Regions from separate parts of the Homo sapiens genome. Here regions 1 and 2 are each linked to region 3. A link is an interaction called in ENCODE POLR2A ChIA-PET data of the cell type or tissue named here. Cell type or tissue: MCF 10A. All regions are shown on one strand.

Evidence for each region. Peaks named below come from ENCODE experiments on the same cell type or tissue, not always from the same donor. Only the 100,000 strongest peaks of a DNase experiment are listed, where the experiment ranks them.
Region 1: POLR2A ChIA-PET joins it to region 3 with 5 read pairs; 6 of 35 experiments call an interaction of 5 or more read pairs at or near these places.
Region 2: POLR2A ChIA-PET joins it to region 3 with 5 read pairs; 1 of 35 experiments calls an interaction of 5 or more read pairs at or near these places.

What each region holds. Positions count from the first base shown.
Region 1 is chr15:52,168,713-52,172,712 of GRCh38, forward strand. All of the region lies in intron 3 of GNB5 (G protein subunit beta 5), which reads right to left. Among named protein-coding and RNA genes, the nearest start is that of CERNA1, 9.3 kb to the right of the region's middle. In MCF 10A, no CTCF peak of the experiment used is centred here; no DNase peak of the experiment used is centred here.
Region 2 is chr15:50,208,544-50,212,543 of GRCh38, forward strand. All of the region lies in intron 4 of SLC27A2 (solute carrier family 27 member 2), which reads left to right. Among named protein-coding and RNA genes, the nearest start is that of SLC27A2, 28 kb to the left of the region's middle. RefSeq lists an enhancer at 2,214-2,793. In MCF 10A, no CTCF peak of the experiment used is centred here; a DNase peak (open chromatin) is centred at 2,408.
Region 3 is chr15:52,067,264-52,071,263 of GRCh38, forward strand. MAPK6 (mitogen-activated protein kinase 6) reads left to right here. Exons shown (of 6, transcript NM_002748.4): 6 at 1-112. The region is part of intron 1 of LOC112268150 (a long non-coding RNA gene); the gene reads right to left. Among named protein-coding and RNA genes, the nearest start is that of BCL2L10, 44 kb to the right of the region's middle. In MCF 10A, no CTCF peak of the experiment used is centred here; DNase peaks (open chromatin) are centred at 968 and 2,478.

The DNA.
Region 1 (4,000 bases), 100 kb after region 3:
CAAAATATACTACAAGGCTACAGTAACCAAAACAGCTGGGTACTGGTACAAAAACAGACACACAGACCAATGGAACCGAATGGAGAGCTCAGAAATAAGATTGCACACCTACAATCATCTGATCTTTGATGAACCTGACAAAAACAAGCAATGGGGAAAGGATTCCCTATTTAATAAATAGTGTTAGGAGAACTGGCTAGCCATATGCAGAAGACTGAAACTGGACCCCTTCCTTACACCTTATACAAAAATTAATGCAAGATGGATTAAAGACTTAAATGTAAAACCCCAAACTATAAAAACCCTAGAAGAAAATCTAGGCAATACCAGGCCGGATGTGGGGGCTCACGCCTGTAATCCCAGCATTTTGGGAGGCCAGTGTGGACGAATCACTTGAGGTTAGGAGTTTGAGACCAGCCTGGCCAACATGGTGAAACCCCGTCTCTACTAAAAATACAAAAATTAGGTGTGGTGGCGTATGCTTGTAGTCCCAGCTACTTGGGAGGCTGAGGCACTTGAATCACTTGAACCTAGGAGGCGGAGGCTGCAGTGAGCCGAGATCGCACCACTGCACTCCAGCCTGGGTGACTGAGGCAGGCAGATCACCTGAAGTCAGGAGTTTGAAACCAGCCTGGCCAACATGGTGAAACCCCGTCTCTACTAAAAATACAAAAAATTAGCTGGGCATGGTGGTGGGCACCTGTAATCCCAGCTATTCAGAAGGCTGAGGCAGGAGAAGAGCCTGAACCCAGGAGGCGGAGGTTGCAGTGAGCAGAGATCACGCCATTGCACTCCAGCCTGGGTGACAAGAGCGAGACTCTGTCTCAAAAAAAAAAAAAAAAAAAAAAAAAGAAAAGAAGAGAAGAGAAAAAGAAAAAAAGAAAAGAAAGAAAAGAAAAGAGGTAAAGAGGAAAACCTAGGCAATACCATTCAGGACATAGTCATGGGCCAAAGATTTCATGACAAAAATGCCGAAAGTAATTGCAACACAAGCAAAAATTGATAAATGGGATCTAATTAAAACAAAGGGCCTCTGCATAGCAAAATAAACTACATCAGAGTGAAGGGACAAACTACAGAAGGGAGAAAATGTTTGTGATCTATCCATCTGATAAAAGTCTGATATCCAGAATCTACAAGAACTTAAACAAATTTACAAGAAAAAAAACCCCATTAAAAAGTGGGCAAAGGACATGAACAGACACTTCTCAAAAGAAGACACTCATGCAGACAACAAACATGAAAAAAAGCTCAATATCACTGATCATTAGAGAAATGCATATCAAAACCACAATGAGATACCATCTCATGTCAGTCAGAAAGGTGATTATTAAAAAGTCAAGAAGTAACAGATGCTGGTGAGGTTGCGGAGAAAAAGGAATGCTTCTACACTGTTGGTGGGAATGTAAATTAAATTAGTTCAACCCTGTGGAAGACAGTGTGGCAATTCCTCAAAGATCTAGAAGCAGAAATGCCATTTGACCCAGCAATCCCATTACTGGGTATATATCCAAAGGAATATAAACCAATCTATTAAAAGATACATGCACGAATGTTCATTGCAGCACTATTTACAATATCAAAGATGTGAAATGAACCCAAATGGTCATCAATGATAGACTGGATAAAGAAAATGTGGTACATACATACCATGGAATACTATGCAGCCATAAAAAGGAATGAAATAATGTCCTTTGCAGGGACATGGAAGCCATTATCCTCAGCAAACTAAGGCAGAAACAGAAAACCAAACACCACATGTTCTCCTTTATAAGTAGGAGCTGAACGATGAGAACAAATGGACACATCGGGGGAACAACACACACTGGGGCCTGTCAGGGGCATAGCAGGAGGGACAGCATCAGGAAGAATAGCTAATGGATGCTGGGCTTAATACTTAGGTGATGGGTTGATCTGTGCAGCAAACCACATGACACATGTTTACCTATGTAACAAAACTGCACATCCTGCACATGTACCCTGGAACTTAAAAGCTGAAGAAAAAAAAAAAAACCCTCTCAAACCCCTGTATGGAAGGAAAACATTAATAGTCACATTTATCTCACTTGTATTTGTCAGAGATTTGTGAATTGCCTTAAAAAAATTCATGAGGCTGGGCGTGGTGGCTCATGCCTGTAATCCCAGCACTTTGAGAGGCTGAGGCAGGCAGATCACCTGAGGTCAGGAGTTTGAGACCAGCCTGGACAACATGGCTAAACTATAAAAAAAAAATTAGCCAGGCATGGTGGTGTGCGACTATAATCCCAGCTACTTGGGAGGCTGAGGCAAGAGAAGCACTTCAATCTGGGAGGTGGAGGTTGCAGTGAGCCATGATCACGCTACTGGACTCCAGGTGAGCAATAAAGTGAGACTCTATCTCCAAAAAAAAAAAAAAAAAAAAAAATTCATGAGCCACAAAAAATTCTACCCTGAATTCCCTAATTAAAAGTTTGGAGAATTAAGTTATGGGACCATCTTTAAGATTGAATACTGTAAGGTTCCATATAAGAATTTTTAATGATGACATTAAAAGAAATGTAAATGACATGGGGAGCTACTCAATCCATTGTGCTGAATGTTAAAACTGGGCTCAAATCCTCTATCTAGTACAGTCCCTAGTAAGCTTATAAATATATACACAAACATGGAAACATAAGCTATGAAATACATGAAAATATTAAAAATGGCTACCTCTAGGTATTGAGATTATGAATGACTTGTTTTCTTCTATATTTCTAGATTTTTCCACAGTGAGCATTTGTTTATTGGGAAAGTACTCTAAACACCCTTGCATTAGCCAGCTCGAGTATAACAGTGAATGCAGAGAAAGGAAGGGGAAAGGAAATGAAGGCAGGTTAGCTTTCTGCTGCCTCTGATGGCTGCAGGAGGCATGTGGCCAAACAGCAGGGAAGAGGATGACTGTAGAGAAACCGACTTCTGTAAGCGTCGGTACACAGATCACATTTTCTTAGAATATGAAAAAAGTCAAGGAATATGTTTGCTCCAGGCTAATCTAGAAAGTTGGTTTTCCTAGATTTTTCCCTAAGCCATAAATCAGAATAGTCCAAGACTCTAAGCCATAAAGCATTCAATAATAAAACTTTTCAAAAAATTACATTTAGAATAGATAGAAAAGTTAATGGTATCAGATAATACATCCTTCTATCAAATTTAGTCTAGATTTGTACTCAGAGAAACGACATAAACTTGCTTTGTTCCTTAACAATATTAGCATCTGCCTCAAGGACCTGGGAATTGGAGTAAAGCTCCCACACAGCCCCAGGAGGCTGCTGTGCCTGTTGGCTGAAATGAACACCATGTCCTTCCTGGTCTGTCTGGTTTGAGCCTGTCTTGCAGATTATTCCTCAGTTTAATTTCAAGTTAAAGACTCTTTAGAGTTGAATTGTTTTCCCCTTTCTCTTTTTATTTTTTATTTTTTGAGACAGGATCTTATTCTGTCACACAGGCTTGAGTGCAGTGGTGCAATCATAGCTCTTTGCAGTCTCAACCTCCTGGGCTCAAGTGATCCTCCCACCTCAGCCTCCCGAGTAGCTGGGACCACAGGTACACACCATCATGCCTGGCTAATTTTTATTTTTTTATTTTTATTTTTTTGAGAGTTGAGGTCTCACTATATTGCCCAGGCTGGTCTTCAACTCCTGGGCTCAAGTGATCTTTCCGTTTTAGCCTTCCAAAGTGAGCCACCATGCCCGGCCTCCTTTTATTCTTGATCTTGACTCCCATTCTAGTACTCATTTTTCCCTTATTATAAAAAGCAGTAAATGTGCTGGGTGCGGTGGCTCATGCCTGTAATCCCAGCACTTTGGGAGGCAGAGGTAGGTGGATCGCTTGAGCCCAGGAGATCAAGACCAGCCTGGGCGACATGGAGAAACCTCGTCTCTACAAAAAAATGCAAAAATTAGCCAGGTGTGGTGGCACACACCTGTAGTCCCAGCTACTTGAGAGGCTGAGGTAGCCAGGAGTTTGAGGCGGCAGTGAA
Region 2 (4,000 bases), 1.9 Mb before region 3:
CATGTTGCCATTATTATCATTATCACTTTCCATGCCTAACAGTGTGTAGCTCATAATAAGTACCCCATACATATTTGTTGAATGAATCAATGAAAATTCTGCCCACTTACACAAAGGAAGAAATAAGGGAAAACATTCTACTTAGTTAATCACTCTCATCTGAGGTTGAGTAGGGGATGGGATAGCAAAGCTACTGACTTAAGTGATTTTTAAAATATTATAGTGAATATTTTCTATTTTGCCGTCTTCCCGCATTGTATTTGGGCCTTTGCTTTCAAAGCGACTGTTTGTAATGAAAGGCCATTCTGATTCATTTCTTGCAGTGTATGGTTGTCAGCTCCCATTCGGTTTTTGTAGTTGCCTAAAAACAATGTCATCTAGGGAAAGTTATTTATTGGAGCATGATATTGCTAAAGCTCAGTGTTTCTTTCCTCCAGTTACAGACTGAAGCTACAGTCTGTACTGGACAAGGCTCCAGTACAGGGGTCTCAATGAGGCTTTATGACACCTGCTGGAGTGTGGGAGGAGGAAGACAGAAAGGGAACCAAAAAAGAGTTCCAGGGGCCACACATAGAACCATGATATTTGGAAGGAGAAATAATATTGGCCAGAACCCTGAAAAAGCTGAATAGATTCAACTTACCTCTAGTGTTGACTGCGTCCCCCCAGAATTAGATAACCTCTGTGGTCCCTTCTAGCCTAAAATTTCTGTCTCTGCATCAGCTTCATTCTGTTCAAAAAAGAGAATGGATGGATCTGTTGCAGCACAGAGTGGAGAGTGGCCAATATGACTGGGGCCCAAGACAGAGGGAGGCCAAAAGAAAGAGGGAAGGGGAGCAGAATCAGGAAGGTTCGCCAGGGAAGGTGGGCTTTGAAGAGTACGGAGAAGTTCTGCAGCCAGGCAAGAAAAGAAGGGCTTCTGGCTAGCAGGAAAATCACGTGAGCAGTGAGATGAAGGACCCAGCACACTGGGAACTGCAAGCAGTCTGGCAGGAGGTGAAGCTGAGGGGCTGGGTCAGGTGGCAAGGGCTTTACTCTGCTGAGACTCAAATGTGAACATGACAAGCCATGACTAAAGGGCCTTACATGGAAGAGCAATGTGGGAGATGGCATTTTTAGACAGTCCTTTTGGCTACGATGTGAGAATACACAGAAGGATGAAGGGCCTCTTCTGTAAAGCAAACAGGTGGAGCCTTGTCCAGGCAGAAGTGTAACATATTAATTATTAAGAACAGGGACTCTGGAGTTTTTCTAAGGTGATAAAGACCTTCTTCCCTTTCACCTCTTGGAAGTCACCCCAAAACAAGGCGATGAGAAAAACACACACAAGCACCATCATCTCAGAAACTAAGAGACATTGCAACCATGAACTACATAGTATAGGAAGCTAAAAGATAACAGTGACTGACATAGTAGGCTGAGAAGGGTGAAACTTAAGAGGCAAGTCCCAACAGGAAGGAAGCCAGTTGCCTTCCTGAAGGCTGAGAAATTGCAGGCTTTGAATACAGCTGAAGGTGGGATGAAGTGTCAGACTTAAAACAGGGGAGTTATTTGAAAATCTGTGTAAGAAGTAAAATACGGAGGACAGGATCATGGCGAGCGGGAGGCAGGACTAGATTGTGGCTCCAGACAGAGCAGCATGAGAGGCTCACATTGTGAATTTTAGCTCCAGCTTGACTGCAAGAACTAACCAGCAACCCCAAGAGGACCCACAGACCCTCTGAAAGAAGTGGATTGCTCCTAGAGGACCCGGGAGACACCCCAAATACTGTGATCGCCCCAACTGCAGAAGTGGGAAAGGGAGACCCTCATCTCCCGAACACATACTGGAGAAGCTGAAGGTCTGTTTGTAGAACTTCCCGACTTTACCTGGAGCCTCGTCAAGTTAGAGAGCCAAACCGAGCAAAATACAAAGGTAGAGGAAGCTGCAGAAAGGCCCTGGGAGCTCACTGGCTCCCCTAGCAGCCCATTCCCGCCTGGCACCACAGGGATCCATCAGGAGGGTGGCCAGAGGAGCAGGGGGCAAAACTCCACAGGGAGAAGGAATTCTCTAGCTAAACTTTGGGATAATTTGAACGGGGCAAGAAGACTCCTGGCCAGAACTCCAGGGAGGGTGTGAATCTGGCTTGCAGACTCCACAGGCGGAGAAGAACTAAAGCCCTTTCTTTAACAGCTGGGAGGCAGAAAGCCTTGGGCAAGTTTTCAAGCCTGACTCGCCCTCCACCTGGAAACAGACTCGGGGCCGTTGAGGGGGCACGGTGGGAGTGAGACCAGCCCTTCAGGTTGCCTGGAAGCTGGGTGAGGCCTGTGACTGCCAACTTTCCCCCACTTCCCTGACAACCTGCATGACTCAGCAGAGACAGCCATAATCCTCTTAGGTACACAACTCCAGTGACCTGGGAATCTCGCCCCCATCCCCCACAGCAGCCACAGCAAGACCTGACCAAGGAGAGTCTGAGCTCAGACAGGCCTAGCCCTGGCCCCACCTGATGGTCCTTCCCTATCCACCTTGGTATCAGAGGACAAAGAACATATAATCTTAGGAATTCTAGGGCCCTGCCCACTGCTGGTGCCTGTCCACACTATTACAGCTGATGCTTTCTGGAAAGTACCACCTCCTGGCAGGAGGCCAACAGCACAAAACAGGGAATTAAACCACCAAAGTTAAGGATCCCATGGAGTCATTGCATCCTCTGCCACTTCCACTGGAACAGGTGCTGGTATCCATGGCTGAGAGACCCATAAATCATTCACATCACAGGACTCTGTTCAGACAACCCCCAGTACCAGCCCAGAGCCAGGTAGACTTGCTGGGTGGCTAGACCCAGAAGAGAGACAACAATCACTGCAGTTCGGCTCACAGGAGCCACATCCATAGGAAAAGGGGGAGAGTATTACATCAAAGGAACACCCCATGGGACAAAATTCTGAACAACACCCTTCAGCCCTAGACCTTCCATCTGACAGAGCCTACCCAAATGAGAAGGAATCAGAAAACCAACCCTGCTAATATGAAAAGCCAAGGCTCATCAACATCCCCAAAAGATCACACTAGTTCACCAGCAACGAATCCAAACCAAGAAGAAATCCCTGATTTGCCTGAAAAATAATTCAGGAGGTTAGTTATTAAGCTAATCAGGGAGGAACCAGAGAAATATGAAGCCCAATGCAAGGAAATCCAAAAAAACGTTACAAGAGTGAAAGGAGAAATATTCAAGCAAATAGATAGCTTAAAGAAAAAAACAGGGCCAGGCATGGTGGCTGAAGCCTGTAATCCCAGCACTTTGGGAGGCTGAGGCAGGCAGATCACAAGGTCGGGAGATTGAGACCATCCTGGCTAACACAGTGAAACCCCTTCTCTACTAAAAATACAAAAAAATTAGCTGGAGTGGTGGCAGGCACCTGTAGTCCCAGCTACTCGGGAGGCTGAGGCAGGAGAATGGCATGAACCTGGGAGGCAGAGCTTGCAGTGAGCCAAGATCGCGCCACTGCACTCCAGCCTGGGAGACAGAGTGAGACTCTGTCTCAAAAAAAAAAAAAAAAAAAAGTAAATGAAAAAAACAAGCAAAAATTCAGGAAACTTTGGACACACTTTTAGAAATGCTAAATGCTCTGGAAAGTCTCAGCAATAGAATTGAACAAGTAGAAGAAAGAAATTCAGAGCTCGAAGTCAAGGTCTTTGAATTAACCCAATAAATAAAGACAAAGAAAAAATAATAAGGAAATATGAACAAAGCCTCCAAGAAGTCTAGGATTAAAAGACCAAACCTAAGAATACTTGATGTTCCTGAGGAAGAAGACAATTCTAAACACTTGAAAAACATATTTGGGTGAATAATTGAGGAAAACTTCCAAGCCTTGCTAGACCTAGACATGCAAATACATGAAGCACAAAGAACACCTGGGAAATTCATCACATAAAGATCTTTGCCTAGGCACATTGTCATCAGGTTATCCAAAGTTAAGACCAAGGAAAGAATCTTAAGAGCTGTGAGACAGA
Region 3 (4,000 bases):
AGAAGAAAGTAAAACTGAAACCCCTTATATAAAATATGCTTGCTTTAGGGTGACCCAGGCTGAGTACTAAGTTGTAAAGTCAATTTCCAATAAAAATTTTATGTGCCAATTACTTTGTCTCCACTTGCAATCAAAGTATCTTTATAGGGTAATGAAGATGAAATACTCCAAGAGGCAAAGTCTTTCTTTCTCTGCCACCCAGGCTGAAGTGCAGTGGTGTGATCACAGCTCACTGCAACCTTGAACCTAGGCTCAAGTGATCCTCCCACCTCAACCTCTTGAGTACCTAGGAGTAGCTGGCACCTTTGTTAAAGATCATTTGACCATATAGATGAGAATTTATTTCTGGGTTCTCTACTCTGTCTCTTGTCACAGTTTTTGACTGTTTTTTTCCTTTGAGACAGGGTCTTACTCTCTGGCCCAGGCTGCAGTACAGTGACATGATCATAGCTCACTGCAACCTTGACTTCCCAGGCTCAGGCAATCCTGCCTCAGCCTCCTGAGTAGCTGGAGCCACAGGCATGAATCAACATGCCCAGCTAGTTTTTACATTTTTTATAGTACTTTTAAAATTTGTTTATAGAGACAGGGTCTCCCCCATGTCACCCAGGCTGGTCTTGAACCCCTGGGCTCAAGCAATCTTCCTCAGCCTCCCAATGTGCTGGAATTACAGGTGTGAGCCATTGTGCCTGGCGGTAAAGCATTTTTTTCTGACATGAGTATGGCCACCCCTGCTCTATTTTATCATTTGCCTGATAGCTTTAGTTTTAATTGCTACACCACAACGTATTTCTTAAATGACATCTTCCAAAATTTTGCTTCTACCAACATCTTTGCAGTGAGAATTCTTGTGAACATGTGTAAGAGTGTCTTTAGGGCAGATACATAGGAGTAGAGTTGCTACATATCTTCAAGTCTATGAAGATGCCATGTCCCTGTCCAAAAGTGATTGTACTGACTCACATTCCTGCCAGCAATGCACAAGAGTTCTTATTCATCCACATGCCTCCAAGCAAGAAACCAAGTTTCTTCCATTGAATTAATCCTACCAGCTTTGCAATGTTCAGTTTACAGTAGGAATCAGGATTTCTAATTCCAAACAACTGCATGGCTGGAAATCATGACTACACCTTAGGGATCCTTAAGTAGCCACTTCAATGTGAGATTGCCTTGTTTCTCATTTCCTATTGCTCCAGCCACTGCAGCTTGGGAACAGAGGCTTTAAATCTTAAAGGCTGAGCCAATTATGTCATTACACTGGGGTCCATACCTAAGGAGAAGTAGATCATGAATCAAATCGGGTTTTCAAATAAAATCCAAGCAAACATCACCTTTGCTTCTCAGTTAAGACACCTGCATAGTATTGGTTATGAAATTATTTGCAAGCACTGTTTTCCATTTGATACTTTGGTGTGTTTTATATAGAGCACATTTAGTTAGTGATCTAGTCAGCAAGTGGACCGTTGTCTGAACCGCTGACCTGCTCCCAGCCTTTTCAGTACCTGTTTACTATTGAATTAAAAATCAATAGAAGCTCTACCCTAAGTAGGTTCATCATGTATGGCATATTAATCAATTGCAGTTTTACCTGATGCCTCTCCATGTGAGCATTGTTTATCATTCAGATCCTAGTACCTTCTGAGTAGAGAAGAAAGAAGATTGAACCGGAAATCAGGAGATCTGAGTTCTGGACCCAGTTTTACCACTGACTCTCTGTCATTTGGGTGTCACGATCTTGGTGAGCCTAAGTTCCTTATTCAACTAGAAATGCGTATTACTCGATACTGACCTGGAACAACTTCTGAACCAGACACTGTCTTACTCAATTCTAACCCATTATAATAGCACAGCGATTAGCTCTTGCCAGGATGTGCTTGCTTATAGATCTTATTTCTATAATATCTTTATTGAACTGGCTGCATTAAATGTGCCTTTTAAGCAGATTGAGAATGAAATTTTGTGTTCAGTGCACGTTTACCAGTTGACAGGTAGAGGAAAAGGCAAAAGTATTAGAACTCCAGGGTTGTTTGCCTTTGAAAGAGCAGTGTAAACTCACTAAGCTCTTTCCTGTAGGATCTAGGGCAGTCTCCTTAATTAAGCCAGGTGAAGAGAAGGATCTTTGTGAGCTCTTTCAACATAGATTCCAACATCTATGTAACAAATATCTTACAGAAGGGAAGGGTGTTTGATCATCCACGTTAGAGCACTGTTTCAGTTATAATGCAGAGCTCTAACAAAGAAACTCCACTGGATTCGCATGTTTATCTTAGTATAATACAGTGGTAGTGTTACAAACCTAGCTAAGCAGAATACTGACTTTCCATTACAATTGTCAGCCTCTGCATCATCTTGCTTAATTAGGTCTTAGTGCTGTTGTAGCTGGGTGAGTGGGAACGCCGGTGCCAGATTTGAGATGCTGCTCCCAGTCTCCTGGTTCAAAGTCCAGTCCAAGCCTGTTTCTTCATGCCCAATGTAAACCACAAACTTGGATCCACGTCTGTACATTTAGACTCTGCTTCCACCCGGACTTACCAATCCCACACCCTCCTGACTTGAACCTCTGAGGCAACCTCAGCTGCCAGCTGGGACATTGAACCTTGCATGCAGCATTGCATAGTGTTTAGGCACACATGCTTCGGAGTCAGATCAAATCAAAGCTTAAAACTGTTCTTCTGCTTACAAGCCTTGTGGCCTTGTAGAGGTTATTCAACCTTTTGATTTTCCTCATTTGTCAAGTAGAGCTAATGATACCTAATTCGTAGAGTTGTAAGAATTTAATGAGATACTGTACACAAAGCCTTTTTAGCATGATGCCTGGTACTTAATAAATCACCATTGCCCTTGTCCTGTTTGAATTACTGCCCATGCCACCCAAATTGTACTGAACACTGGATTCTGACCTTGACGCTGCCTTCAGTATTGCATTCTCCTATCAATCTAAACTTCTGGCCTTGACCTACAGATGGCTTCTTGCTCTAGCCATAGTGCCCACCAGCTCTATCCAACTTTTGGCTCCAGCTTCTGGTCCTTTCTCACCAGTCAAACCATTGCCCAAACAAATTAAGTGTAGCAGCTCTCAGACTCCAAAAGACTAGACTGAGCCCATGAGTCTGCAATTGCTTCCCCCACCCCACCCCCCAGAACAAGCATCTTCATTTAGAAGCCAAAAGCCTTGGAGTCATCTTAGACTCCTTTCTCTGAAAACTCACATCCAATCCATCAGTGAATCCCATGGCCATATCCAGAATCTGACCACTTTTCACCATCTCTATCGCTGCCTTGTGATCCAGTCCACCATCCCAGTCTGCTGGACCATGCCAATAGCCTCCTAACTGGCCACCATGCAGTTTATGGTCAGTACAGCAGAGTCATCCTTGTAAGTCCTAAGTCAAACCACATCACTCCTCTAGTTTCTCAAAATTTGAATGACTCCCCCTCCTGAGGGTAAATATCAATGTCTTTACCGAGGCTCACAGGCACCTCTCCACTGCCCCCTCCTGCGCTTGCATGGCTTCAACAGCACTGGGCCACAGTTGCTCCCACCTTAGGGTTTCTTACATGTTCTTCTGGCTGCCTCGAAAGCTCTTGGCCCAGAGAGCTGCATCACTCCCTCCCTCCCTCATTAGAAGTTTTTGTTCAAGGTCAGGAGATCGAGACCATCCTGGCTAACACGGTGAAACCCCATCTCTACCAAAAAGTTAGCTGGGCGTGGTGGCGGGCGCCTGTAGTCCCAGCTGCTCGGGATGCTGAGGCAGGAGAATGGCGTGAACCCAGGAGGCAGAGCTTGCAGTGAGCAGAGATAGCGCCATTGCACTCCAGCCTGGGCGATAGAGTGAGACTCCATCTCAAAAAAAAAAAAAAAAAAAAAAAGTTTTTGCTCAAATGTCACTTTATCACAGAGGCTGTGCCTGACCAGCGCATATAAAATAGCATGCATCCCATCACTCATATGCCCCTGCCCCGCTTGATTTTGCCTTCCAGCACATAACCACTGATGTGA